Regions from separate parts of the Mus musculus genome. Here regions 1, 2 and 4 are each linked to region 3. A link is a loop called in an ENCODE intact Hi-C map of the cell type or tissue named here. Cell type or tissue: heart. All regions are shown on one strand. Links, peaks and the distances in the headings refer to the core of each region. The heading gives the core; the rest is flanking DNA. Region 1 overlaps Cacna1c (calcium channel, voltage-dependent, L type, alpha 1C subunit). Region 2 overlaps Wnt5b (wingless-type MMTV integration site family, member 5B). Region 3 overlaps Cacna1c (calcium channel, voltage-dependent, L type, alpha 1C subunit). Region 4 overlaps Cacna1c (calcium channel, voltage-dependent, L type, alpha 1C subunit).

Region 1 (7,591 bases), core at 1,269-6,268, 180 kb after region 3:
AAGCAAATGTACTAGAAGCCTGCTAGAGAGTGGAGAGTGCCTGTCGCCCCAGAGGGTCACCAAGAACTATTCAAAAACAGGCTAGAACAAGGCCACACTTCCATAGGCCTTAGAACTAATCCTAACTGAACTGAAACCGGACAAAGTCACTAGCCAGAACACAGGCTGAAGAGAGGAGAGGCCAGGGAAAGGCCCCTGTTAGAGAAGACCCAGCCTTCAGCTCTTCATCCACGTCTCTTTCACAGAAGATACGAAAGCAAGTCTGAGGGTGGCTCCCCGGGGATACAGATGTTTCCCCAAAGTGGGGAGCAGATTTCTCTCCCAATTCTTCCCCACATGAATTGCTGTCATTTCGATCTGAAATATCCCTTAAAGGCCTTGGGATACTACCAGCCTTCAGCCACACATAAATGCAGTCGTCCCTTAGGAGGTGGGGCCTGGTGGGAGGATGTTAGGTCATTGGAAGCAGGCCCTTGAAGAGGATACTGGAACTCTAACCCCTTCCTTTCTCCTTGATACGAGGTGAGCATCCTTTTTCCTACACATACTCCCCACCATGATGTCCTGCTTCACCACAGGCCCCAAAGTCAACAGACCACAGAGATCACAGAGTTCTGAGACGGCCACAGGATAACCCTTCCCTCTGTAGAAGTTGATTGTTGCAGATATTTTTTAAGTGAGAGCTGACAATGGAGTAGTAATAGAACAACTTTTATTTGTCTTACTTTTAAATCCCAACAAAGTTTTCAACCTTGGGGGAAGCGTATATACCCACCCTATTATAAAGATGAATTATACTAAGCACAAGCAAGTGGCACTCCAAGAATTGTGCCTGGAACATGATAGGTGTTCGGTGACCATTAGGTAATACCCCTGGCTTGTGGTAAAATATAAAAAGGTTGACTGCTTCAGTACAAGGATTCCCCCCTTACATAAAAAATTAAAACAGATCCTGGGAGCAAAGACTAGAAAAGCATGTTGCAAAGTAGATGCAAAACACATCCCAGCATGCTCTTTGATGCTGAAACTATTCTTATTTTAGGAAATTAAAAAGTTAATCCCGTAACTTAAGATGGAACATTTAAGCCCTTCCCCCCATTTAATAAGTGTCTCTTTATCTACAACCAACCAGGACTTTTGCCAATTAAAAGAAGAACTTGGTCCATTTTCTAAAAGCATGGTGTATTTTCGAAACAAAGTTTTTTCTTTCCAGGCTGTCTGTCCCTCTGTACAGGGCAGTGGTGACAAGATCTGATGAACTCGACATTGGAAAGGAGAGCATAGCCTTAAGTAGTCTACTTCTATCTGTACGTTGTCTGAGCATCCAAAGATGGGCCCATTTGGCTTTGGACTTGAAGGCAGGCTACCGTGTGTGTGTCTGTGAGAAGGTGACATGTCAGCTGGCCCCATAAGGTAACTCCCAACCCCTGCACACCCCAGGTCCTGATCCCCAAGTTAGAATAACAGTACAGATGGAGCCTTAGCCCCAGCGTCTTACTGATAAGTCACCAACAGTTATACTGACAGTTGTCAAGAGGGCAACTCAATGTCAAAATACCAGACCGATCTTGACTGGTTTGTTTTTGGTTTCTGGTTTTTGGTTTTTGGTTTTATTCACTTCTTCCTTGATTATTAAGGTCTAAGCCAGTCCAACTCAAACTCTTTTGTTTGATCTTATATTTTCATCTTTTAAATTCCAGAGTACCTCGGGCCTCCTGTAACACTTGGGAAATGCTGTCAACATTGTTTCGACGTGTTGTTTTCTTTAACTCGGGTACTCTACCTCTGCAACCCAAGAGAGCTCAGCGCAGAAGGGATGTCCCCAAACAAAAACAGCTTTGAAGCCTTTCCAATGATAGATACCTCCCACCCCCTCTCAACTCTGTTCCTAAAATCTAATGCCTCAACATTAATTGAAGTCAGTACCTAAGCGGAGGCGGGAGACCCAAGAAGAGGGAGAGGTGGAGGGGTTCGTTGCACAAAGCCCAACCAGGAACCCTAAAAGAACATGGGTGCTTATTCTTCCCTCAGAGTGGTCCAGGAAAGGCAGGAAATGGAATACATCCAGCCCAAATGGACCATTAAGGCTCAAATGAAAACAGAAATTTCATGAGGTCCCTTTGCCCATCAAATACTGTGAACCTAGAAAGTAAACTCTGAAAAGACGTCTTATTCATTCCCTGTTTGACAGGCCCTTCTAAGAACATGGATTCAGAAATTCTAACTCCTGTCCCTGTGTGTACACACACACACACACACACACACACACACACACAAGCACACAGCATAAGACCATCTAGCAGTCAAGGAATCATGTAGATTTTTATGGGGTTTTGCAAGGGTAGAAACAGAGAGGCCAAGTTTGCCAGTCACCCCTGCTTTCTTTATCCTCTGTCCAAAGCCATCATAACTATTCTTTCCGTTCTCTGGGGAAGAAGCAGTCTATTTTCAACCTTCATTTGGCTCTCAGATGCCAAGGCCCAAACCTCCCCTCTTGTAGAACCTTAAATCCATTCTTAAGTTAACTCCAAGTCCACAGGTAGAATGTGTGCCCTGTGATCTTCCCCAAGCTCCTGCACACACCATGGCCAGCAGGGCCTCCTGTCTCTTGCTGTCAATATTTTGGGACCCTGACTTTCTAAAGTAGCAGTCTTTTCACAACGGCACACTCTATGAGGTGACCCTCGGGCCCCCAGTCACCCCACTGGGATTCCTCTCCCACATAACGCACATCAGGAACTCTAGAAGAGCCTTGGAATGTCCCCAAAGCCCCATATTCACCAGGACAAGGGGACAGCGCAGAGTCAGAGCCACTCCACTTGTTGCCATGACAAGTGACTACCTCTAAGAGTTTCCAAACTGTGGAAGCGGCTCTGGTCTGCTGAGGCCTCCTGGCCTCATCTACATGGGATCAGCTAAACGCAGACAGGAGCAAACCGCAGCCGAGGGTGAGCAGCCCCACAGATCACCGTGTCCTCCCTGCTTTGCTACATCTGCAAGGGCCCAGCTGAAGCCTGGTCTCTGGAATGGCACTAAGTCTCATTTTCCCCGAGGGCGTCTGTCACTGGTCCTGTCACTACTACTCATTTTATTCAGTACCTAACCTTAAGGAACAGTAAACAAGTGTTTACTAAATTACTTTAATGCTGACAGCCAGGACTCTGAATGTCATTTCATTTAGCAGAATGTTTAGCATGCTGCTAAGTATTTAGCACCCGATATGTTGCTAAACAATTCCCCATGCCTCGCTTTTTGATTCAGTCATGCTATCCTCTATGGTACCTAACATTAACTTAAGCAACAGTGAAGATAGACTCAAAAATCAGAGTAAACTCTGGCTGTCTTGCTAATCAGTCTTCAGCCAGGTTTCCCCAACAGGCCAGGAGCTTTCTTTACTTTATTCTGGAAATAAACTCATCTTCTCCATTCTTCAGGAGACAGCGAGAAAGAGCTGGTGCGGCTGGCTGCTGAGCAGTAATTCCAACACGGCCCAGAGCTGTAACACCAGGCTGCCACAACGACCGTAAAACGAAGGCCGCACCACCAGCCGCTCTCACTCTTTCTTAGCTACGTTCTTCAGTCCTCATGGAACCAGCCATAATGACTCCAAAACTTGGGGCAACAGAGATCAGAAGAAAGCATCAGGAGTTGGAAACTGGCAGTTAGTGGCAGAATGGACTTCAGTGACTTCCTGCCTTGGTCTCTGGGGCCTTCCTGTCACCACCTAGCAGAAGATGGCTGAGGCGGAAATCAATGGGGAAATGTGCCCACAGCTCTTAGTCTTCCCCTTAGCAAGGCTAAGGAAATGCCTTCTTGCTGTGGAGCTGCTGATGGACTTAGCAAGCCCACAGCATCTCCCGGTTATCTCAGATTTGTCTAGCTTGCGGACAGTGGGCCTACTAGTTTTTGAACTAGCCCTTTCAAAGCATGAAGGAATTTAGCTTGTGGCCATCCAAAGGTTTCCTCGAGGCTCTGTGGGGGATGCTGTCTACATCCAGGGTCAACAGAAGTCTGCAGTAAGGACGTGCAAGGTACTCAAACAATCCAAAGGGGCAGATCCATGCAGGGACTCAGGAAGTCCTTCATCCTACAAGGCCTCGGGTGACTAGTGCCATGGAGACATACGGTGGTCTTTAAGGTCCTCTGCACCAGGGTATGAGGGAACAGGTTCTCCATCCTCCCTGGAGCCCATGGCCTGACTCGTAAGCCCTGTAGCGCCACCTACTGGTGGAGGCAGAAGTAAGATGTACTGATGGTTCTAAGAAGTCTGTACCTGCAAGATGATTGTCAATAATACAACCAGACCCCTGCAGTGAGCCATACTTATACTAGGAAGTAGACTCCAAAGATCAGCACGGCATCGAAGCCCTCCATTTGGTGTTCCGGCTGGCTCCTTTAATATACCCTATCCACAGACAAGCCCACCAAAAGCAGTTTGGAGTAGAAGAGGTGATTAAACAAATACTAAATCTTTTCCAAGACTCTAAAAGATAGCTGGGGCAGGGGTACTGGCTTACCACTGTGTTGACAAAGCACTGTTGTTCTTGTGGCATATACTGTAACAGAATGAGTCTCTACTTAATAGGAGATTAATACACATACACACACACACACACACACACACACCATTTTAGGAGAGTGTATAGTCAACATTCCTTTGCATAACACCCGGGGTGAGGTGTATTAAGTCCTATGTGATCTGCTTCCAGAGGCTCCCCTAATTCTCTGGGTGTGCACACGTTTAATCATCATTACATGTGTTCTATGGATTAATCATCATTACATGTGTTCTATGGAAGAAAATAACCAGTGATTCCCTTACAGTGTGTTGGTGGAAAAGCACCCAGCCATTCCCAGGAACAGCATTTGGTATGAAAAAAAAAAGCCTCCTTTCTCCAGCTTCCTCCCTGCAACTTGCAGAGATGGAGAAGCCGATGTCAAGAAGCCTTCTCATAAGCTGCACAGGCTGAGGGGCGGCTCTCGGACCCTTTGAAAAGAGTTAGCTGTGATCATTGTATTATTACCATATTTTAAATGATAATTGCCATCCCCCCCCCCTATGGCTGAATAGTTTAAAGAAAAAGCACACTGTGTTTTCCCCTCCCCTCTGCCTTGTCTCTGGCAGTTAGGGGACATTCTGGGGTTTTTGTGTTAAATGGTTGACTATTAAGAAATTTCACTTGCTAGCTGGAGCCTATACTGGATAATCAACCCAGAAAAGTAGAAGGCTGGAATAGGACCAGAGAGGGTAACAGAAGTGAGGCACAGCTTGCACGAATATAACCTCCAGCCTGAAGCCTGAGAACAGAGCCCTTCCTTCCCTCAGCTTCTAGGCTGTCTCACGGTGCTGGCCTCGGATTTCCACAGTCCGCCCCTCAGCTCACAGGTGCACATACACCACTGAAAATCGGTGAGAAGGAGGTGCATTCGGTTCTTGCAAGCCAGTCAGGAGAGAAGAAAACAGCCACCTGGCAACTTATTTGGTTCTCCACTCTGATTGGTCACTGTTGCTGTTCTGAGGTCATCCCTTGGCTCCTCTTCTCAAAGACCTGCCTTCTGAAACTCTAGCCCCCAACTATGTTTCCTCCGCCACGGAGTTACTAAGCCAGCCACTTCTTGTAAATATTCACACTCCTCCAGGTCTGTCCTTCCCACCTCTGCCACCTTCCCCAACCCTCCCTCAAAAGAAGCCTAGCCAATCAAGAGCAAGAAGGTGGGAGGCAGAGGGGGACAAGGACCCTGGCGCTCTTTTACCTAAGAACCGCATCTAGGGATGGAGGCGAAAGTGCTCCTGTGAATTATGTAACCACTGCAGCTCTGAGGGAGAGGACCATCCAGGTTCTAGAGTGTCTGCTGGCTCTCTGCTGGAAAGGTATAGAGTTCCTGGCCACCGCTGCCTCCTCTTCCCCCTACATCGTTCTCCAGAACCTGTAGGGCTATTGCTCCTGCATTGAATGCCTGCTCCCTGCAAGGGGCTTAGGGATGCCATCGAGAAGCAAAGTAGCAAGAGAAAAGAAGCAGAGTAAGAAAGTAAGCTAAGAAGGGCTTTACCCTACACTACTAGGAGACCATGCCAACTATGGGCATACCTGTTTTACAAAGATGTCTTGCCCTGGGTAGTGACAGATGGGACAATACTGCTGGGTTCTCCTCTGCCAACTTGCTTAGACTGAGGGCATGGGCAGAACCTGAAAAAGCTAGCCCACCCCCACTCTACAAAAATATCACCCTTTCCTCTATGTCTCATCTCTCCTCCTCCTGAACCAACCATAACTCCATCAGCTAGGAAAGGGATTTGAGGACAGAGGCAGGATAAGGGCAGGTAATCCAGGCTGCCCGTATGGCATAAAAAGACCTAGTACCCATGACCCTGGACAAGTCTTTCTTCTTAAGGAGGACAAAATCCCAATGCTGCCACCCAAGACAGAAAGCAGAAAGCCAGCTGCTTCCAGATGAAAGAAGACCAGCTGTAAAGCCAGCTCCCCGGCAGCCTTAATCTGCAAAGGCAATAGCCCTTTCCCCAAATGGTGACAAAAGGGTAAAAGGAAGAAGGGGCTGGGTACCAGTATCAGGCCTGGAGATTACTTCCACAAGGCAAGGCTCTGGAGAGTCACTAAGAAGTACCCTGGCAAGGCAAGGAAAGACACAATGTGGAAGAGCAACGGTAGCTGCTGAAGGCGAAAGAGAAAGGGAACAGTCAAGCAACGGGGCAGAGAGCCCGTAGAAAGGGCATCTTGGGACTGCAAGACACTTCAGCTTGATCACCTTAACCACTAAGCAATGTCAAAAATAATAACTTGTCGATGGGGACTGGGGAGGAGAGGGAGAAAGTTTCCAAGAAGTGGGGAGCTACCCGAAAGCCATTCACCATTAGAGGGGAGCTGATGACACTTGATGCCCAGGATGGAGATGCTTAGAGAACACTAAGTATGGAGCCTCAGAGCTAGTCACACCCTTTCATGATTCCCTGAAAACATGGAAAAGCAAAGCCCACACATCACTGAGGCTTCTAACCGCTTTCCATCCTCAGGTGCGAGTCCACACTGGGGTGCTAACAGTAACACACCCGGCACCCGGCGTGGGCTCGCTCGGGGTCAATGGCAGTGGAGAGGTGGGCGGTGTTGAGAAGCCGAAGAGCCTGAGAGCCTGGAGAGAGGAGGCGCGCTGAGACGCACAGCTGCAGCCCCCGCCCCCACCCCCACCCGCGACCCGGAGCGCACTGCCCGAGGAAGTGGCGTCGGGAAGAGTGGACGTGGGGCAGCCTGGGGGGCCACCGGCGCGGGGCTGGTCTCCGTAGGGGTGCGCGCGAGAGCGCGCGTTCCCTGCCGCGCCCCAGCAAAGCAAGGGACCCCGAAGCAGCGGCTCCTCGGCTCGCCGTGGCCAGACTGGCCGGCCGGCTTTCGAGGCAAAGGCGAGAAATGCAGGCAGCGCCGACACTTGGGGAACTTTCCCCCTCGCTCGGGATTTCATGGGAACCACATGCTCCGAAGAAGCCCGGCCGCGGAGGGGGAGGGGCGGGAATTTTCCGCTCCGGCTCGCACGGCGGCTCGGCCGGCTCCCGCGGGCTCCCGCGCGCGGGGTTGGCGCCCCT
Region 2 (5,000 bases), core at 1-5,000, 520 kb after region 3:
GAAATTAACAGAGTTCCCAGGTGACCCAGAAATTCCACTCCTACAAATACCCCCAACGGAAACAAAGATATGTGTCTAAATGGTCCCCAGTGGATGCTCATGGCAGCATGATTCGTAATAGCCAAAGAGAGAGGGAGATAGAGGGACAGACAGACAGACAGACAGAACTCAATTATCCATCAGGGGATGGCTAAACACAATACATGAAATACTAACAGAACAGGGATGAAGTACTAATATATTCCATGCTGTGGATAAACCTTTAAATACCTACATCAAGTGAAGAGGCCATGTATTGCTTGATCCCATTATAGAGAATGTCCAGAATGGGAAAAATCCACAGAGACATTAGCTGTAGCCTAGGGCTGGAGCCAGGGGTTGGACAGTGACAGCTAAGGGTCAATACAAATGCCCTGGAATTAGTGATCGCAGTTGTACATCCAGCAAATACCCTGAAGACCACTGACCTGTGTGCTTTTAAGTGGTGAATTGTATACGACAATGAATGGTATCCCTTAAAGCTGTTTTAACATAACAAAGACACTTGAGTGGGATCAGATATTGAGGAAGCAGTTGTTGTTGGCAGGTCACAGCCATCTCCTGCATTTGTTATTGTACCAGGTAGAATCTTCTGTCTTCCGTCTGTGACTGTCCCATGCTTCTACAATGGGAAGGAGACACCATAGGCTGTCCCAGAGGATGGACAGACAGAATTACAAGGTCTGAAGGCTGGGGGTGGGGTAGGGGGGGAGGCTCCACAGTTAAGTGTATTTGCTGCTCTTGGGGAAGGCTAGAGTTTGTTTCCCAGCACCCGTGTCTGGTGACTCACGACCTCCCGTGACTCCAGCCCCAGAGGATCGATCCAATGACTCCCTCTAGCTTCTGGACACACATAAATAGGCACACACACACACACACACACACACAAGTAAACAATAAACTGAGTCTTAAAGGAAAGGACTGGAGTGAGCTCTACTTCTTGATTACCATGGCACCACACAGTGATGTCAGAAATCAGACCACACTGCTTTTCACAACTAACAGCAAATCCACTCTGGTCTTTTGTTAACAGGAGCAGCCCACGAAACCTCTAACTAGTAGTCGGAGGCTCCACTGTGATCTAGCTGCTACGGTTGACCCTTGCCTTGGTGCTGACTGTAACAATGAATGTGGGAGCCGGGCGTGGTGGCGCACGCCTTTAATCCCAGCACTAGGGAGGCAGAGGCAGGGGGATTTCTGAGTTCGAGGCCAGCCTGGTCTACAAAGTGAGCTCCAGGACAGCCAGGGCTATACAGTATACAGAGAAACCCTGTCTCGAAAAAACAAAAAAAACAAAACAAACAAAATGTCATTTTGCTTTGAAAGAGCTTCTTGGACTATTTAGTATCCCCACATTCATTGTTTTTTGTTTTTGTTTTTGTTTTGTTTTTTTGTTTTTTCGAGACAGGGTTTCTCTGTATAGCCCTGGCTGTCCTGGAGCTCACTTTGTAGACCAGGCTGGCCTCGAACTCAGAAATCCCCCTGCCTCTGCCTCCCTAGTGCTGGGATTAAAGGCGTGCACCACCACGCCCGGCTGACTTTTTTTTTTTAATTATATATTTATTTATGTCTTTTTAGGGAAATATGCATGTGTGTGCAGTGCCTCCAGAGGCCAGAAGAGGGCGCTGGATCTCCTGGAGCTGGAGTTATAGGTAGTTAAAGGTCAGCCTAATGTAGGAGCTGGGAACTGAAATTGGGTCCTCTGAAAGAGCTTTATGTGTTCTTTCTTCCTTTTTTCTTTTTAAAGATTTGTTTGTTTGTTTGTTTGTTTATTATGAGTACATTGTAGCTGTCTTCAGATTTATTGATTTATTGATTTATTGATTTATTTACTATGAGTACATTGTAGCTGTCTTCAGACGCACCAGAAGAGGGCACTGAATCCCATTACAGATGTTTGCGAGCCACCATGTGGTTGCTGGGACTTGAACTCAGGACCCCTGGAAGAGCAGTCACTGCTCTTAACCGCTGAGCCATCTCTGCAGCCCATTATATGCTCTTAAGGAAGCAGGCTGGGCCGTACTCTAAGGGAGTCATTTCTTTTTTTTTTTTTTTTTTTCATTTTTTATTAGGTATTTAGCTCATTTACATTTCCAATGCTATACCAAAAGAAGTGAGTCATTTCTATAAAGCCTTTCAGAAATGCTCTCAGCTCCCAACATGCCACCTGGAGCAGGGTGGAGCCGCAGACCCCCAGCACTGGGTCTCTTTCCCTTCTCCACGCAATTCGGCTCCTAGTGCTCCTCAGGAAAGCGCTGGCCTCTCAGGGCAGCTCATTCATCATTCATTCTCTCTCTTTCCCCCACGATTCTATCACTAGAAAGTTCCTCCTCACATGAAACCAAAATACGCCTCCTTGTAACTAACTTCTGCCTGCTGGAGCAGCTCTGCCTAATCCCCTTCCATTTGTCAGCTCTCCAGTGTTTGAAAACAAGAAACATGCCTTTTACGTGTTCCGTTCCCAACTCGCATATGCCTGACTTATTTCTTCCACCCGTCTTTAGTAAATGTGCTTCTGAGTTAATCAGCCCTCCCCAAATACCTTTTGAAACCATGTGCCCGTCTCTAAATATAATAAACCAGGTGCCACACACTGACTTCCGGTGACTTGGGATCTGAAAGTGTCCTTCAGCACACTGGACCAGCTCTGCCTCTGCTGGAGGGGCGTGGCCAGACTCTGAGGGTGCAGCGCCAACTGCACAGGGCAGCACGTGGGTCTTGGGTAAGAGATTCTTTTGGGGGGGGGGGGTGGGGGGGTAAAGAGATTCTTGCATAGAAATCTCCTGCAAGGACCAGTTCCCCACTGCAGGTTAGATAAACTCTGTGTGTGTGTGTGTGTGTGTGTGTGTGCGTTGGGTGTTTGGAGGGTATCTGGACGTGAAACAGTCACACATGAAAGGAAAAACCAAACCATCTCAAAGATATGAAGCTAGCAAGCCATAGCACTGGGCAGAGGCTTTGGAAGCCAGGCTGCTCTTCTGAGCTGCTCTGCTGCCCTCTGCTGGTGGATGACTTGTGCTGCAGCTTTCAGAAGAAGGAAGCCCTTTTGACACCAGGATCCTAGCAGGAGCTACCCCAGGACATGGCTTCTCAGACATAGAGAGGCTTCAGGGAAGCTATAGAAAAAGAAGTGGGAGTCAGGGCATGTGATACATGCCTTTAATCCCAGTACTAGAGAGGCTGAGGTAGGCAGATCTCTGTGAGTTCAAGCCCAGCCTGGTCTACAGAGAAATCTCCAGGACATGCAGGGTTGTGTAGAGAGACTCTGTCTTAAAACAATAAACAAAGAGAAACAAACACAACAACAACAACTAAGAGTGGCGAAAACCAGATGGACCAATAGCCCTGCCCTGAACAAGCCATCCACTATGCAATCAGACTCAGCAGTATCTACCACCCACCCCCCACTGTGCATGTTCAGGTGTGTGCAATGCATGTGGATGCATGTACATTCCCTCAGTGGAAGTCAGAAGTCCTTGACAAACCAGTCCCTATTCTACTGGGTCTTATTCCGAGACAATAAAAAGAAGGTGTTGGCAATCTTGAATTCACCCAGTACAGCTCCCCACCACACTGCCTCACCCCACTGTGTGCTGTTCCTCAGAAGCTGCCCTCCTTATTTTCTGAGACAAGGACCTGGGGCTCGCAGATTTAGCTGGGTGGGCTGCCAACCTGTCTCTGCGTCTCCAATGTTGGGATTACAAGCATGCATCACCGCACCGTCTCTCTATGTGAGTGCTGGGGACTGAATTTAGGTCTTCGTGCCTTTTGTGTGGGTGCTGGAGATCAAATTGGGTCCTCACGCTGGCAGGGCAAGCAAGTTTTCAGACAGAGTCATCTTGCTAGCCTGTCTGTCCAGCATTCATTCCTTGAATAACGGGAAACAGGCCAAGAAGGATGCTATGCCCCACCTGGACCAGTCTCATGGTCTTACTCAAAACTGCTTAAGCAGGATAGGTACTGTGCCAAGGAGAGGGATGTGTGTGAAGAGAATCCCTGAAGAATTGCTAAGTAAATCCACCAAACCCCAAGTCAGCTTTTCTGGGGAAACTGCCCCTCAGGGCATCCCGGAACACTGGCTCATGCCTTCTTCATAGCCAGGGCTGATCCCAAAGGCAATGGCAGGGTTCAAAGCAGACACCCCTTGTTTTCATTTTTCAGTTTGAGCCTAGGGAAAGATCTGTGTGTCAGGGTCCTAATAGAATACGTCAAAATCTCTACCCATCCCCTACCCTAAACAACCTTTCTGGAATCCTACTTTGGGAAGGCCCTATCTGAAGCTACCTCCAGAATGCAGAGTAGTGGGGCACTGCCCAGGGACAATTTGGGAGACAAGACTACCAACACCTTCCTTTTATGGTCCTGGAGATAAGAACCCAGCCTGGTTTCTCAATTTCTTGCCAGGGAGGGGAGAATTGCATTTCAAAAGGACCTAAGACAATTAGACTCAACTCACACCTCCATCTGGGCAATAGGACAGCCATGATCTCACCAGCTGGGACAGGGAGGAGGAGGGACCCCTCCCCCACAGTGGTCCTCTTACCTCTCACCTTCCTCCTCTAGCACTAGTACTCACATCCCTTTTCAAGGCAGAAAGCCTGGCCTGGAGCTGGGCCTGGTTAATGGCAGCTATTACCAACCTGGCCTCAAGCTTTCACCTTTTGCTCAAGGGCTCAAGTAAAAAAGATGTTAAATATACAATTTGGGATATTCTCCCTCCACCTCCACCTCTGACTTTTTTAAAGGGGCCCTTCTAGCACTGAGAGACAAAGGCAGCCATGGCAGGCAGGTTTCTAACCAACTTCCTCCTTACTCAGCCTTTCCATTCCTTCTCAGAGTGAGTCACAGACAGCCCCAGGATTTGAGGTAGGGAAACGCAGAGCCTCCTGGGGCTCCCTCTCCTGTCTAACAGGATGCTTCCAAGCCTAGGAAGAATGCAGTGTGGGCTTTCGTTCATGCTA
Region 3 (7,591 bases), core at 1,088-6,087:
AGTCTTCGATGCCCCCAACTGGCTTCTCTTAGCTTCTTTAGGTTAAGTACATAAAATAGGATTTATGGTCCCACACTTCCAAACTCACAAAGCTAAGTCTCTGGAAAGCCACTTATCCTTTGAGTGGCTGTCCTCCATGCTGATCTAAGGACAACTAGGAGGGACCAGGGATTCACTGACAGTCAACTGTGGCCCACACAAAACAAGTGGTGACCAAAGCCCAATCCTGTGGCTGCAAATGGCTCTATGACCAGTATTTTTTTTAGTCTGGGGACTCTAGACTCTGGTTGTTTAGTTTCCCAATGCCAGGGCAAAAAAAAAAATGATTATTTTAATACTGGCCATTGAAGCCTCTTTCACCTCAGGAATATTTAAATTTTTAAACTCTGGCTTGAATCATGGAATGAACCATTTACTCCTTGCTAAAGGGCCCGTAGCCCTTGCTGGGCATTTACACCTGGTAGGCATGAGGTCAGGTCTTTTCAAAGCTTCCCTTAATTTAAGCATCATAACAACCCAATGAGCAGCAGGAGGGGTTTGCTGTCCCCCTCAGATGAGAAAAGGAGACCCTGAGAAGCCCCAACATCACAACACATCTGAACATCTACTCAAAGTAACTGCCCTGTAACCACAGTACACTCCCCGTACTCACTGCTCAGCCAGGAAGTGGGCACGGGATGGAAGATCTACTACTGTCCATGAAATGGAAAAGGTAACTCCGTTTGGCTGCTCTGTCTTCCTTCTCACGTGTGTATGGGGTGTACACATGTGGGTTTGTTGGAAAAGGTTAGGATGCCAACACAGGTTTGTACATATCAAAAGGTTAGACAAATATAAAAGATGGATATACATCATATACACAGGCCTATGCAGACGGTTCTGAGAAATGTTCATATGCATGACATACATGAATGCACATCCTTATGTATGTTCATATTTAGACTATGAAGAAGAGAGGACCCATGACTCTCAAAGATGTACCTTGAGTGTTTAGAGACTGTAATATCACTCACTAAGTCTACAACCATGTAGTGATCTATGCACACCTGGCTTCAATCCTGTACACCACTCCCCTACCTGTGCACCCTTTTAGGAGGCAAAAGTTACAGCACGTTTTCTCAGACGGCCCCTTGTCTCTGAAGAATTAATAATAACCACAGTAACAACACTGAAGGGTCACCTTAGTGCACGTGCTCGCTAAGGACAATCTTAGAACTCTACAGTATCTGAGAGCCAGTAGCTCCCAAAGCCCACACAGTGCTAGGATGAGGCCATGCCCCTGACCCAGGCTGCTTTCTTTCAGACTGCCCCTTGCCCCGCATGCTATGTGTCCTGTCTCTGGAAAGTAAATATTAACAGAATTGAGGGGCCAGACTAAAGGGTGCCATTCTAGGATGCTCCCAAATGCACACTACCAAGGGGTTCCCAGGAAATTTGTGCCTCCCTCCCATCCAGGCATCTTTCATCTCATTGTAGACATCTGCCCCACCACCACCACCAACAGGGATCTTTCCCAAGGCCAAATGGTGATGGAGACGAAGCACTTTATTTTCAGAGTTGTTTCCGTAGTCATGTGACCCGGGATGAGATGGTTCAGATAGAAGCTAATGGATGTGTTCTCCTTCCCTGGAGGATTAGGAAGAACCTGCGCCACGGGAAGCAACGTTGATGAGTGTCAAAGCACTGGGGCTTACAACGAAGAGAAGTTTCTACTCCTTGAAAACACGTCCCTACCACTGGACCACAGAACACCCTCTCACCCTGTGGATTCCGTATTTATACTCAGCATCCTCCTGCCAACACCCACCCCACCCCCGCCCCATCTTGCTGTGGTAGTAAATCAGCATGGTCTTCCATGTCACAAGGAACTTCAGACAGAGGGTGGGAACGAAGAACGCTGTGGAGGAGGTGGGGGCTGAGTGCTCTCGGCTGAGGGTACTTCGGGTTGACCTTGGGGTGGAAAGGAAAGCTGGGCCTGATTCACTTTTGACCCTCGAAATTTTCCTCCAGCCTTCTAGTGGTCTCGGGGCAGTGCCATAAGTAGTCTTGAACTTCCCAAAGAGACAGAGGCCGATGTGGAAGCTAAGTTTCCCTAAATATTAAGCACCTTCTTGTCTGTGACCTCCCTGTTGAGCGGGTGAAACTAGACTGCTGTGGGGATGCTTCAGCCACTGTTTGCAGCCAGGGGCTCTGGCGTCTTCTGCCTCTGGGTTTTACAGCTGAGTAACTGTTCCTCGCCCATTAGAGCAGCGTGCCCATCATCTCCCCACTCCATTAGCATGGACAAACACTTGCGTTCACTCCCCATCTGTCAACATACCTTCCCGTTCCCTTTTCATTTTCCCGTCCTGAAGGCACAGGGAACAGATCATCCATTTTGATGACACCTGATGAGTAACCTCATTTTCCCGGCCACTCTGGCATGTGACATCTCTTCCATTCTCTTGGTTTTAGCAGAGGCTGTTTCCTATCACGGGGCTAAGGAGGTGGCATGATCAGAAAGAAACGAAAGGACACATGCCCGGAGGTCAGGCTGTGGGTTCTGGGAAGGAATGGCCCTTCCCAGTCACCTGCCACACTGGCAGTGCCAATCCGTGTGTGATCACATTACATCACACGATGCTCACAACAGGTCTGTCCCGAGCACACGGCAGGTACTAGATTCTCTTGATATCGCTTGCCCCCTTATTGCCTGTTCAGCATCTCAAGGCCAGCCAGAATCGTCCGGATCCACAGCCATTCAGTGAACGGTTACTACGTTAGGGGATTCTGCTAGGAACTGGGAGTAAAGAGAGCTACAAAAAACTCCCTTGTGCTAGGAAGAGAGACAAGGGTACACAGAAAGGCCACCCATGACATATGACAGGCATAGTAGGGGCTCTGAGACCACAGTAAGGGTGCTGGGCTGATGAGTGGCCACAGAAGCACCCTGGAGGAAGAACTAACTCTAAAAGAAACTTTAATGGGTGCCGGAGGTGGTAATGGCAAGGCATTTGAGATGGGTTAGGCAAAGAGGAAGAAGGGCTGCACAGGAATTTCAAGCGAATAGTTTGAGGTGTTGGGGGTTTGCTAGCAGAAAATAAGAAGAGGGCGGGAGGGTGAGAGTGGAGATGCACCTGTGAAAGGGGCCGCTGGGGCAGAGCAGACTGGGAAGACCCAGTGGAGCTGTGTGTATGTGAGGGATCTCTGACTGATGGTGGCTGTGAGAATCCAGATAAGACATGGTGGAAGAGGTGTGAGGGAGGGAACGAGAGCAGACCGACCGGATGGATGGAGAGCCAGGGGGGAGGGGAGGAGAGACGGTGGAAGAAGTAAGGGAGCCTGGGAACGGAGTGGGAGAGGAAGGAGGGAGAAGGGGAGAGGGCAGAAGGAAAAAGGAGGGTGGAGGAAAGTGTGGGCGGAGAGGTGGGGGGAAGGGGAGGAGACTGAATGGGGGAGGAGACTGAATGGGACCATTCTTCATTTGGCTTGTGTGTCACTGCCATGAAGAAAACAAAGGCCAGTTGAGATGGAGGTGAGCAGTGCCTCTGGAACCCCCGTTGCTTCTGGGACAGGATAGCCAGGGCTATCCTGAGAAAGTGCTGCCAAATGCTGCCATGGGCATTGTGTCCAGCTTTTGCCAGCCAAGTGACACATTTTAATAAAAATCTATTTACACGGAGAACAAGACCAAAAGTCTCCAGACTCTAACCTCTTTACATGCACCCCCCCCCGTTTCAAGTAATCTAAAGGGGTGCAAACCACCAGGTTCCTCCCCTCTCCACCAACACCTTGTCCTGCCCCTGCTGAAGGGACTTGCAGTTCCCACAGGCTACCAGTAGGTGGTGCTGGCAAGTTCTATGTGTGGGCTACAAGGGGAGCCAAGGGCTCTTTGAAAATTCCCTGTCCGGTTCCACGTTGAGACCCCTCATAAATAACTTCCATTTTACTTTTTTTTTTCTTCAAACAAAGTATTCTTGTTTTCATAATGGCTACCATCTAAGAGCCTCTTGGACAAGACACATTCCTAGGTGCTTCAGCTACTGCACAGTCTGTGAACCCACTCTGTGATAACACTCAGTACTACCTCATAACGCAGAGGAGGTGGGATTCCCTTGCTTAAAAGTCTCGTGCGCATGGTTGGCAACTGGTCAAACCAAGGGGCCTTAAATCCAGTCTATAGACCCCTTTATTTCATGAATCTCCTGACTCACGCAGGCCAGAGAAGGCTCTCTCACAGGAGTCGGCAAGGCAGGCCTGCACCCCATAGAAAACTGCCACACACAGTTCATACTGTAATCCAGGTCCTGGAGTTCTCCTCAGACCCCTGTAGCAGGGGCAGCTGCTCCAGAAAAGGCCAAAACTACACACTGCTTCAAGTTCTCGGCTTTTCTCATTCCTCGTGACACTAGGCAGAGGAACCCCGAGTTATGCAGGAGGGGCCCTGGGAGCACAGCCCTGAGCCGGTCTCCTTAATAAAGTCAGGCACACAAGCTCCTCTGGCCACTCCCCACGGACAGCCCAACTGACCAAACTCCCACCAGAGCTTCCATGGCATCTCACCCTGCCTTGCGGTCACCTTCCCAGGTCTGGGTAGTTAGGTGGGGAAACTTCTCAGCCCAGCTCATTTCTTTGTTGCAAAGCCATTTCTCTATCCCCCACCAGCCTTTTCTCTTAGGGTATTTGACCCATGGCTTCCCCAGGGAATGCCCCATCATGGGGTTTGCAGAAAAAGTCAGCCCATCCCTCTCTAAAAGTATACATCTGCCCTGCTGCCCATAGAGGACCCAGAGGACAATGCCACTGAATCCCTCCCTTCCCCTTGGTCACAGTCAGTCCCCAGTCCCCATTTGCTGTGGCATCTGCTGAGGTAGCAGGTGCTGGCCAGAAGGTTCTCTTCTGCTGCTGCTTCTCCACCTGTGCTCGCTTACCCACATGCAGACTTCAGCTCTGCTGGGCCAATTAAAACATTAACTCTTCAGAGGGAGGGCCCCTGGTCCTAAGGACCCAGATACGTTTCCTGAGCTGGCTTCATTTCTCTGAAGGTGGCAAGGAAGGTGAAGGACTGGGTGGGTCCTCAGGGAAGCTGCTTGGCATCCAGCTTCACTGCCAGAGGGCCACACACATATAGCCACACATCTATAGCTTACCCTGTGTAGATTTGGTATCTTCTTGCTCAGAGCAAATGGCCTGGATTGGGTGACCTCTAAAGGCAAGCGTTTAGTGATTCTATATGCCTCGACACAAATGTCCTCTTACCGGTCAAGAGTCGCTTGGGCTCGGTATGAGCACAGAGTATCAAAAGAGAAGAGCTGCTCCTTTGTAAACAGTATCTCGGCTAACCACTCAGGATCCTAAAGACGTTATCTCACGGACTCCGGTGCCTTGGAGCATCACCCACATGGCCAGGTCAGCAGCCTCTGTGAGCACAGATGTCTCCCTAATGACAGGGACTCACTGCCCAGCACTGCAGGCACATTGCACATACTCAGTATAGGTCTAAATACACTCGGAGAAACACGGTTGAGGCGAGCACACACTTATTAGATATTTTAGTTCTTCTCTATGCCTGACCTGTAGCTTTTCATTTAAAAACTGAGTTTCTGATAACTCTAATGTTGCTTCTGGAGGTAGCTGGCTTCCTGCCTCCAGCTACGCCATCGCTAGGCAGTCAAGAAAACTCAGGATGACCACTAGGTACAATGGCCTGACACATTCTCCTGGAGAGGTACCACTTGCTGACCGCTGAGAGCTCTTATTTCAGATGCACATAACCTTCCTCTAGTCTGTCTGCCACCAAGCACAACAAGAGAGCAAGCTAGTTCTTGTTTTGGCTCATGATCACTCTGCCCACTATCCAGGACTTCTCTTCCCATAGGGGACACATTGGGTGCATACTTAATCAAAGAAACTCAATTCATAGACATCCTAATTCTTCCCATTGGTCTCTCATGAGCAATGGAACTTCTAGAGGTCCTGTCACTCACAACACAGACCCTGAACAACAAGACCACAGAATGCATACCAGACGAGGTGATCAGTTGGTGATTTGAAATGGTTTTTTAGCAACAGGTGGTCACTGGAGTCACAGGGGAATTTAAAGAGATTCTTGATGCCCAGGTCATGTCTGTGGAGAGTCCAACTTAGTCAAGCAGTGTGATCTGAGTCCAGCCGCTCGGCCTGATCACAAGCTGGTTAGAAACGCGGACTATCCAGCTATGCCCAGAGCCACCAAGAACCTGTGGCCAATGAACGCTACAGGTGACCCGAAGCCAGATGGTCCAAATCAGACAGAGGGTCTGGTAATTCTTGTTTAAAGAGCCTGGATGGTTATAGGGCCTGACCACAGATCAGAAATATTAATGTAAAAAAAAAATCCCACAGGGTCGCTGTCAATAGCACCTGGCCATTGAATTACCAAGCTTTTCATGGTAAGACCAAAGGGGGACCATAGGGGACAAAGCAACCACTCAGGGTGCTGGCTCTGTGGACTCAATCTTCCTAAATCCCAGGGACAAACAAGTCACATTCATTTCTAGTGCAAAGTTTCTGTGGAAGTGTATTCTGCACAGAACTACCTCAGAGACAACCGTGAAAGCACAGATGTTTGGATCGCAGTCCTAATGTAAGAGGTTGACTCGGTTCTTGGCTCTTTCTCTCCCCTGAAGAAGCCAAGCGAGAAGGGGATCCATTCTCAGATTCTCCCCACCCTAGAGCATTCCTGGGGAAGAAGGGAGAAAGGAGTAAAAAGAACCAGGAAATCAAGCCACCAATAGTGTCCACACCTGTGTCCCCAGCTGAGGCAGGAGGGCTGCCACGGAGGGGGTGGGGGGATGGGGGAGGCTCCTGTAGCACTCCCTGCATCTGTATCCTGGTGTCTCCTTTGTATACTGGTCAACCATACAGCATTCAAATTGCTTATATGACCCTGACCCCGCCCCCCACAACTTTGAATTTTCTCCCCAGAAAACAAGAATTTTAAATCTGCTTAATGTCCCACTGGGATTGTCAAGCCCTTAGGACAGAGGTATAAGGGAAATTCACTATCAACATTTGTTGGCAAATGCTAGCCACAGTACATTCTTAAGGAACTGAGCAGCAATACACTATCCGCTGTCCCGTCCTTTAGTCCTTTAGTGAAAGAAAGCACAACAAAGAAATCAAGACCACCCCTGGGCAATGCTTTCAGAAAAGAGCTGCTCTGTGGATTTTGAGAGTTAGGTAACTCTTCTGTGCACTTGCCACCCGCCACCTGCTAGGGAGCTCATAGGTCAAAGACTGTGACACCCGATTCTGGCCACTCTGAGAAAATCCACCTCGAAGCCAGAGAGACTGCTGTGTCAACAGCCTCCCATCACTGATGAAGGCTCACAGGGGTCCTTCTTATCTGCCATCCTGCTTCTGGCATCTTCTCATCTGTTCGATTCACTCAAAAGAATTCTCTTCCATTAATACCAGAACGCAGGGCATCCCCTGACCTTTACCAAAGAGCAGGAGGTTCCTATTTTGTGCTCCATCCCCATGCAAACAGCCAGCCAATCCTGCTGGTCTAGGTGAGCTTTGACTCCAGTTCTAAAGGCAAAGGCAGACAGGCTAGCCTGGTGCCAAGGCT
Region 4 (7,591 bases), core at 1,458-6,457, 280 kb before region 3:
GGAGCTCTAAATTCATATTAGTTTTGTCATCGTTACTAGAGTCAACCTGCCTGCCTCATTGTTAAGTAGCATCCACAGGTCATGTGGGGCTGAGCCAAACAGAAATCAACACGAGGCATCTAGAAGCAATACATGCAGAAGGAACAGAAAGAGGGAAAGCTTCTTGGGCTGGCCAAGGCTCTTTCTGCTCACCATCTATCTGGTTACTATTCTTGAGATGCTCTTAGAGCAGTCAGGCAGGCAGTGTTGACACTGTGACAGTGTGCAGGTTGTCGTGGCTTAATCTTATTATACTCAAGTTCATATAGATTGCACACTGCAGAGGTCTTAGGAAACAACTGTTCAAGGAGAGGAGATGTGGTCTTCCCTGGGCTAGAAGCTGTGGAGAAGAGTGCTGGACTTCCGGGGCAGGGGGCCTCCATCTTTGATATAGAGAGAAAGATTACTGCAGGAGAGGTTGTAGGTCTACACCATTGCAGAATTCTGGATTCTGTTTCTCCTCTGCCCCAACCAGAAGCCTCCTCTATCAGGACAGGCACAAACCTCACAACAGATGGTGGTAACACGGGAAGCCACAAATCCCTCTGTGTATACTTCCATTAGTATGCCAATGTTATGATACTTATTCATAGAAAATTAGGCCCTCCCTACTATTTGTTGTGTTCTATGTTCCTTCCTGCCCACCTTCATCATCTTATATGGGTCCAGCAAAGCCAAGCAAAGAAATAAGGAGGAAGCCAAGACCTTCCTGGTACCTGATGTGGAAGGTGATATACCTTCTGCCTATTCCAGGGGCACAAAAGCACACCCAGGAAAGCTATGGGAGATCTGAGCTGAGGCTAGATGTGAGATGCTGACAGAGAGATAAGTTAAAAACAAAACATGGGCAAGGGAAGACTTGGCCCCATGGGATGTGAATGGCAAACACATTCAGGAGTCACTGCAATAATGTGAAAAACAAGAGCTGGGCATGGTAGTGGTCAAAGAGGTCACTTAAGGCTGATGGGAAACAGGGGACTGTGCAGCATGGGGAGACATAGAAGACATGGGTGGTAGCAGGATTGGGGAGTCACAGAACACATGGCTGGTAGGAGACAGGGATACTGAGAACAAGGAAATGATAAAAAAAAGACAGAGAGAAAAAGAGAGGGAAAAGAAAGAGGAAGAGGAGGAGAGAGAAGTTGGGTGTGGGGCTGAATGTGAGGTACTCAAGGTTGGGTTCTAGGACTCTGGGATGACCACAGAACCACGACAGGTGAAAGAACACCAGTCAACATGAGACCAGAGGGAGTGGCCAAACCCTCCTTGCAAAGCAGGGTCTAACATGAGAGGGAGAAACATGGTCTATACCCAACCTGGGGTCCCCAAACAGAGTCGAGGTTCTTAGCTTCGGGGGAGGAAGTGTTTGGGGAGAGCTGGACAGAGCAGGTTGTGAGGTGGTGTGGAGGGACAGGCATAATGGAAGGCTGAGCCTTGTTCTTAGAACCACTCGCTTTTCTGGGTCCTGGGATGTGGAACTGAGAGGCGGGAAACTAGATAAACTGGGAAGAGGTGCCGAATCCAGCCAGAAACAGCAGTGGCAACAGTAAAAGCCTCAGTGTGTCTGTGAAGGGCTGATCTTATGGAATATCATGGAATCCACGGTTAACTGACACCAAGCAGAGATAATATAAATCGTATTACATCAGGGTGCCACTTAGATATAACTAATCATGGAGATTAGCGGCGTCTAATGGAGAAGGCATAACCAAGCACGCAGCTGCTCATGATCTACAGCCTGCAAGGCAGCGAGGACTTCTGTGTTTCCATCAGGCTCATCCTGTGCTGTGCTAATTCAGAAGCTTTGGACAGCTTCCTGCAGCAAACGCCGGTCACTGTAGGACAGCTGGCAAGAGCAGGCCAGGGTCGCGTCCTTGCTTTGAGGAGGCACTGGCTGGGATAGTGATAGGGTACTCCGAGGATGGTCAGAGGAGCACGTAGACCTGGGAATGTGTGCTTTTCATAGACACCTGTCCTGGAGTTCCATTGGAAAAATTTCTAAGGCATCGATATATTTATCTCATCACACATGATCTGAGCCACCAAGCACCTAGAACTGTGCGAGGATGGAGTCCACAGACCTGAAACTAATCCCCAAAGCTCGTGGTCCGCTCACTAGAGCACATGGAATTTGGGGCTATGGGTTAAGTTCCTTTCAGGGGACTCAGGAGCTTGTCCCCCTCTGCCTTAGCTGTGCCAGGGTAGACTAGAGGAGCACATTATTGCTTTTCCCTACCCATGCTAGAATAAATGAACAGATTTATGCAAAAAGACATGATTGGAGTGCTGAAGGCTGTATCCCTGGAGCCAGCCATGGCAAAGAGCTTCAGGTTCAAGCACACATTGCACTATAGTCTATGAGTGAGAGGCTTTGGCAGCAATGCCAGTGGGTACTGGAAGAGCAGGCTGCCCTTTTTGAGTGGGAAAGAGCTTAGTCTTGCTGCAGATCTCTAAACAGTGTGATAGCCCAGGCTCTAGGGAAGCCTTCACAACCCAGGCAAGACATGCTCCTTCCGGCTTAGCATCTTTCTTTCATCAGCTCGCCCCATGTGTGCCTGACTGCAAAGCCATGATGCTATGAAGACCATTAGATCCAGCCACCAGCACCGCCTTTGTAATAAGACACAAACATAATGGTGGGCTGCTTTCGCTTTCAGAGATGAGGCTTGAGAGCCGAGAGCAAGCGTTTTAACCTCTCAGTGCCTCAGCTCACTCACATAGGACACGGCAATAGCAACTGCGTGTGCCTCTGTGGGAATATGAAGTCTGTGCAGTGTCAGGTACTGCAAGGTCTGCATCTGAGGGAGTGCTTGATGCCCACTGTGGCTGCCATGACTGCCTCCTCTCATGATGGCTCCTGCTTCACGGAAGGCCCCTCCTGCGGAGGAGGGCCACTGCTTTGCCTGGGTTGAGTTCCTGCCTCAACACCCTCTGGGTTTGGGAATCCCTCTTCTCATGCCTTCAGTTTCTTTTCCAGTGGCAGGATCAGAGACAGGGAACCACAGTGTACCTTCCCACTGGGCTTTTACACAGTGTGAATACGTTTCCACATTAAATAATTAAGTGTAATAGCTAATACTTCCCTTCCCACACTAAGGCTTTATGTAAGTCATATAATTATTTTTTTATCATTCACGGTAAAAGCACCATGCAGGAAAGAAACCTGTCACAACGTTGCAACAATATGCAAATCTCTGGGTACAAGCGCTGTGGCGAGGAGGCCCCTCCTGAGGAGCTCGTTTGTGCCTGTCTGCTGGGCACTGTGCACGTCAGGTGTCCGTGGGCACACCACAAATAAACAATAATCAGGGGAATGCCTTCTTACCAATCAGCTGCTAAAAAGCAAGCCGGGGCTGGCTGCACACCCACAGGCCACTGGGCTCTCCTAATGAGGCCAGAGGAGCAGAAGGGGCTGTGGCATGTCCTAGTCTCTCTCCCTCCTCTTTTCCGTTTCTATTTCTTTAAGTGACATGTGTGGTGAGTCTGTGGTCCCATGGGTTTCACTGACAGTGAAAGACACTGATTCTTAGTAGCTAAGGTAAACAGATTTCAACTAAATCCAGTTAAGAGGCTCTATGAAGTTCCACCCTGCTCTTTATTCCACTGGTCGGCCTCCAGGGGGCACTGCGGAACTGGGTAGAGCTACAGAGTGGGTCCTGGTGACCAAGCCAGCTTTGCAGATTTAGGGATACCACATATCCTGCTGTGTGGGGCAGCTGTGTCTTAAGTGTGATGTAACCACATGTCTTCTGAGAAACACGTATGTAGGTACCGTGTACAAATAAAACTGGCCTGCTGTAACTTTGGCTTTTAGTCCAAGGTCCTGTACCTTTGCTCTTCTGTTGTCTTCAACTTCTGTGGGTCTTTTACTATACACACCCTTTACATTATGGCTAAGAAATCCTCATTTTCAACATTTTATGCTGAATGTCTTGGAATTAAAATAATAGAATATGAATTACAGAATATTTATCATGACATATAAACTGTAAGTCTAGAAAGGGTTTAAGACCACTCATCTAAAAAAGAGGCTAATTCAAGTTTTAAAAGAAAACGTTTTACTTACTCCTGAAGTCGTTTAGACTAAATTGTCTGGGTCGAGATGACTATGAGGAAATATAGTCCTCTGAACCACTCACTACTCACAGAGGGGACTAATAAGGGGACTTGAACATCTAGCGTCCCCTCCTGTTTCTCAGGACAAGCAGTGCATGCTCCGGGTCTCTGTTCCCTCTCCCTTACTTCTCTGTAGCTGCATCCCTCACACAGCCCTTTAGCCTGAGACATCGTGCTCTGTCTTGGTCTCTTGTTTTGGCCATGCCAGCTGTTAGCCTCCAGATGTCCTCCCCCCAGTTCCTTCTCCCCAGTGCCCCACCTGTTAGCTTACCATGCACATCCTCTCTGGGAAGACGAGAGTCCAGAGCAGCTCTCCTGGAGCATCTACTTAGGAAGGCCACATGTAGTGCAGACTACGAAAACAGAGCTCCTGTCCACACTGCCTGTTCAAGACTTTAATAGCTTTTAAAACCCAATCCATCTCTGCAGCCCCTTCAGGCTGGCCTCTCCCCACTCTCCTCAAAGTCAATGAACTGTTGTACTGGCTCAGTCCCTGAGGGGCAAGTCAGGGAGCTTGGAGCCACCTTTCATTCCTTCTCTTTGTCCTTTTGACTGATTCATCATCGAATATGTCCGCACGATGCTGACGTTACTCTAGACTGCTGAGTTCCCAGGAGGCTCTGGTAGACAACGTTTTCTCTCCTACACTAGGCTACTCCTTACTAAGCAACCAATACTCGGATCCCTAAGTCCCCTACTCGGTGCCCCAGGGACTTTCTAGAAGACAATGACTCTAGCCATGGAGGGTAGAGTGAGTTTCAGGACTAGCAGTCCTACTAAGAACCTGTGGAAGCAGTGGTGAAAAGTCTCCCATTAGGGACACTCATGCCATCCTAGACCTACTGTGCTGCAGCCCTGGGTTCATCAACTCATTAACTCAAGACTATTATTGTTTTGAGTTGTTCTTGCCAAACCTGTCAATAGCAAATTCAAGGCACACTATGTCCTGGTACGCAGTCCTGTTGCTAAGACTGGAATATCTGTGGCTACACTGCCCTTCACTAGACCCTGTGCTGCCCTCCATAGTCAAGCCAGAGCTGCCCACACGGGCGAAACCTTGAACCTGAAGGTTCATCCTAACAGCCCCTGGTCTGCTGTGTAGATCCCTGTCTTCTGCTTTTTTTTTTTCTGGAGTAGGGTCCCTTTGGAATTTTAATTGGGATTGTCTTGAATCTATATATGATGTTGCAGGGAAGTAGTGTCTCAGCAATGAGTTTTCCAGCTTGGGAACACATCCCTTGTGTTATTAATTTTTGTTTAATCATTGATATAAAATTTTAGTTTTCTTTTTGCTATATTTTTATACACTGGACTTTTTTCAGTGTTTATCATACAAATTATCTTAATTTTCTGTAATTATTGACATTTCAGGTTATGATAGGAATATAATCTAATTAAAAAACTATTTAACCACTCCAAACAAACCTTTCCACAACTTGCACTGCATACGCATGCAGAATTAATTATCATGCAAGTGTCTTTTGCCTAATTTCCCTACATCTAAGGACAGAACTCCTTTGGCATCCTGTGAGGGGTTCAAGTCACCAACCCTTTTCCTTGGATCATCCCTGCATTCCCCAAGCTGCTCTGGGAGGCAGAGAGTCTTTAAGTTTGTGTATACTAACACCTCATATTTTTTATAGGTTTTTTTTTATGAACATAGTATGGTTTTATGGAGTTAAGCAGCTGGATTCAGGGCAGAGGTTTTCTTGAGTAAATTCATTTTACATAGAGTAGTGAGGAAAACAGACATGAATGAGAAAAGATCACCAGCATCAATCACTGTAGAGAAAACGGAAGAAAGAAGCGGGGTCTATAGATCAACCCATCAACCAATCAGATATGAAGAGGATATGGCATAGAAAATCAAATCAGGGACAGCTCCAGAGGACATAGTCTGAACTATGAGTAATGCCAATTGCTGTGGTTTGGATGTTAAGTGTCCATCAAAGGACCATGTGTTAAAAGCTTGGTCCCCAGGGTGGTGCTATTGGAGGAGGAGGGTGGAATTTCCAAAAATAAAGCCTATTGAAAGGAGGAGAGAGAAGGAGAGAGGGAGAGAGGAGGGAGGGAGGGAGGAGGGAGGGAGGGAAGAAAGGAGGGGGAAGAGGAATGAGAAGGGGAGGGAAGAGAAAGTAGATCACTGAAGGCCTACTCTCTGAGAATTGTAGGATTCCAGCCTGCTCCGTTGCTGACTCCTGGTTACAGATGCAAGTGTGTTGCTCCTACACACAATCCTGCCACCATCTACCACTCTCTCTGGAAGCACTGATGAGAGCATTCTACACTCAAGCCTCCAAAGCTATGTTGCAAGCAAGTTGCTCTAGGCACGTTATAGTTATAATGCCAGGCTGACTAACACATCCGCCTTCTCCGTTCTTGCTGACTGCCCTTTCACAGGGAACTCACTCACACCACACAGTCAGGGAAGGTAGAAGTCCAGAAGCCATTAGTCTTTCAGGTCTGATAGAAGCCATTCATGCCATGGTTCTTGGGCAAACTCGAGTTAGGTATTTCTACCAGAGTGATGAGGATTTCTGATTGGTATGCTGCCTGAAAATTCAAGGCCACATTTTCCAGCTTGTTTATCAGTGAAGAATACAGTTAATGAGGGTGTAGGCGACCAGGCTCCACTTTATCCTCTCCTCAGTTAACTAGTCAACTGTCTCTGGTCACCCACACTAATAGTCTTCACTCCTCTATTGCTGGGGTTCCTTTTGAGGAATTCACAGAAGAGATCTCCTTGCCATTATCTCGCTGTGTGAGATGGCTCTCTTCTGTACCCAGGAAAAATCACTCATATTTCACCCTGTCTTCTCAGGACAGAAAAACAGTCATTGATGACAGTAGGAAACCTAATTGGTTATGTCTTAGAAAATGGTTTGTTCCTTCATTGGTAGGATACATCATATATGTGTTTCAGGTCAATGTCAATCTCGTGGGCTTCCCAGAGCAGGTGACTTGATGCACTGTGTATGCTAGAGACTGCAGGCTCTGGAGATTGCCTATGATACCAGGGACATACCAGACTCCACTGTGGGATAACTGAAAGTGAAGACAGCTCCCTAGAGGTTGAGAACTGAGGCTGAGGCCCAGCGGTCCCGCTCTCCTGGCCTGGCTCAGGATGCTATGCGTGATGCTTCTGTGTTCTCAAGCATGGAACCTGGACTAGGACAACACGTGGGTGGCAATGCTTGTGGGTCCCATAGAGGACAGCCACAACCACTTGGTCTTCTCCAGGCCAGGGCACAATTTATCCCCTAATGGTTTGACCTTGGAAATGTATATGATAAAGAGCATATTTCCTTCTTGGAGGTAGGGACACGCAATTATTATCACCATACCAAATGAGATTGATTTATTGGGAGTTTTCAAAAAGTACGAAAGACCCCAAGGTGTCCTGTGTTGCAAGGAAGACTCAGCGTTTGTGAGTCTG

What was found. A loop is a pair of places that touch in the nucleus more often than their neighbours do. Peaks named below come from ENCODE experiments on the same cell type or tissue, not always from the same donor. Only the 100,000 strongest peaks of a DNase experiment are listed, where the experiment ranks them.
Region 1: a loop joins it to region 3, with 9 times the contacts of the local background. A loop is called at or near these places in 28 of 42 quality-filtered maps.
Region 2: a loop joins it to region 3, with 4 times the contacts of the local background. A loop is called at or near these places in 2 of 42 quality-filtered maps.
Region 4: it touches region 3 in a loop (2.9-fold over the local background); 11 of 42 quality-filtered maps call a loop at or near these places.

Annotation. Positions count from the first base shown.
Region 1 is chr6:119,100,250-119,107,840 of GRCm38, forward strand. All of the region lies in intron 1 of Cacna1c (calcium channel, voltage-dependent, L type, alpha 1C subunit), which reads right to left. Among named protein-coding and RNA genes, the nearest start is that of Cacna1c, 4.4 kb to the right of the region's middle. In heart, for the core only: a CTCF peak has its summit at 4,221 (motif pointing left); a DNase peak (open chromatin) is centred at 4,172; H3K4me3 peaks cover 676 bases; H3K27ac peaks cover 270 bases; H3K27me3 peaks cover 750 bases.
Region 2 is chr6:119,441,280-119,446,279 of GRCm38, forward strand. The region is part of intron 3 of Wnt5b (wingless-type MMTV integration site family, member 5B); the gene reads right to left. Among named protein-coding and RNA genes, the nearest start is that of Gm40397, 24 kb to the right of the region's middle. In heart, for the core only: CTCF peaks have their summits at 1,657 (motif pointing right) and 3,055 (motif pointing left); DNase peaks (open chromatin) are centred at 2,692 and 3,042; H3K27ac peaks cover 625 bases.
Region 3 is chr6:118,919,245-118,926,835 of GRCm38, forward strand. All of the region lies in intron 3 of Cacna1c (calcium channel, voltage-dependent, L type, alpha 1C subunit), which reads right to left. Among named protein-coding and RNA genes, the nearest start is that of 4931430N09Rik, 43 kb to the left of the region's middle. In heart, for the core only: a CTCF peak has its summit at 3,814 (motif pointing right); a DNase peak (open chromatin) is centred at 3,807; H3K27ac peaks cover 349 bases.
Region 4 is chr6:118,643,191-118,650,781 of GRCm38, forward strand. All of the region lies in intron 29 of Cacna1c (calcium channel, voltage-dependent, L type, alpha 1C subunit), which reads right to left. Among named protein-coding and RNA genes, the nearest start is that of Gm38887, 51 kb to the left of the region's middle. In heart, for the core only: a CTCF peak has its summit at 3,650 (motif pointing right); DNase peaks (open chromatin) are centred at 1,871 and 3,681.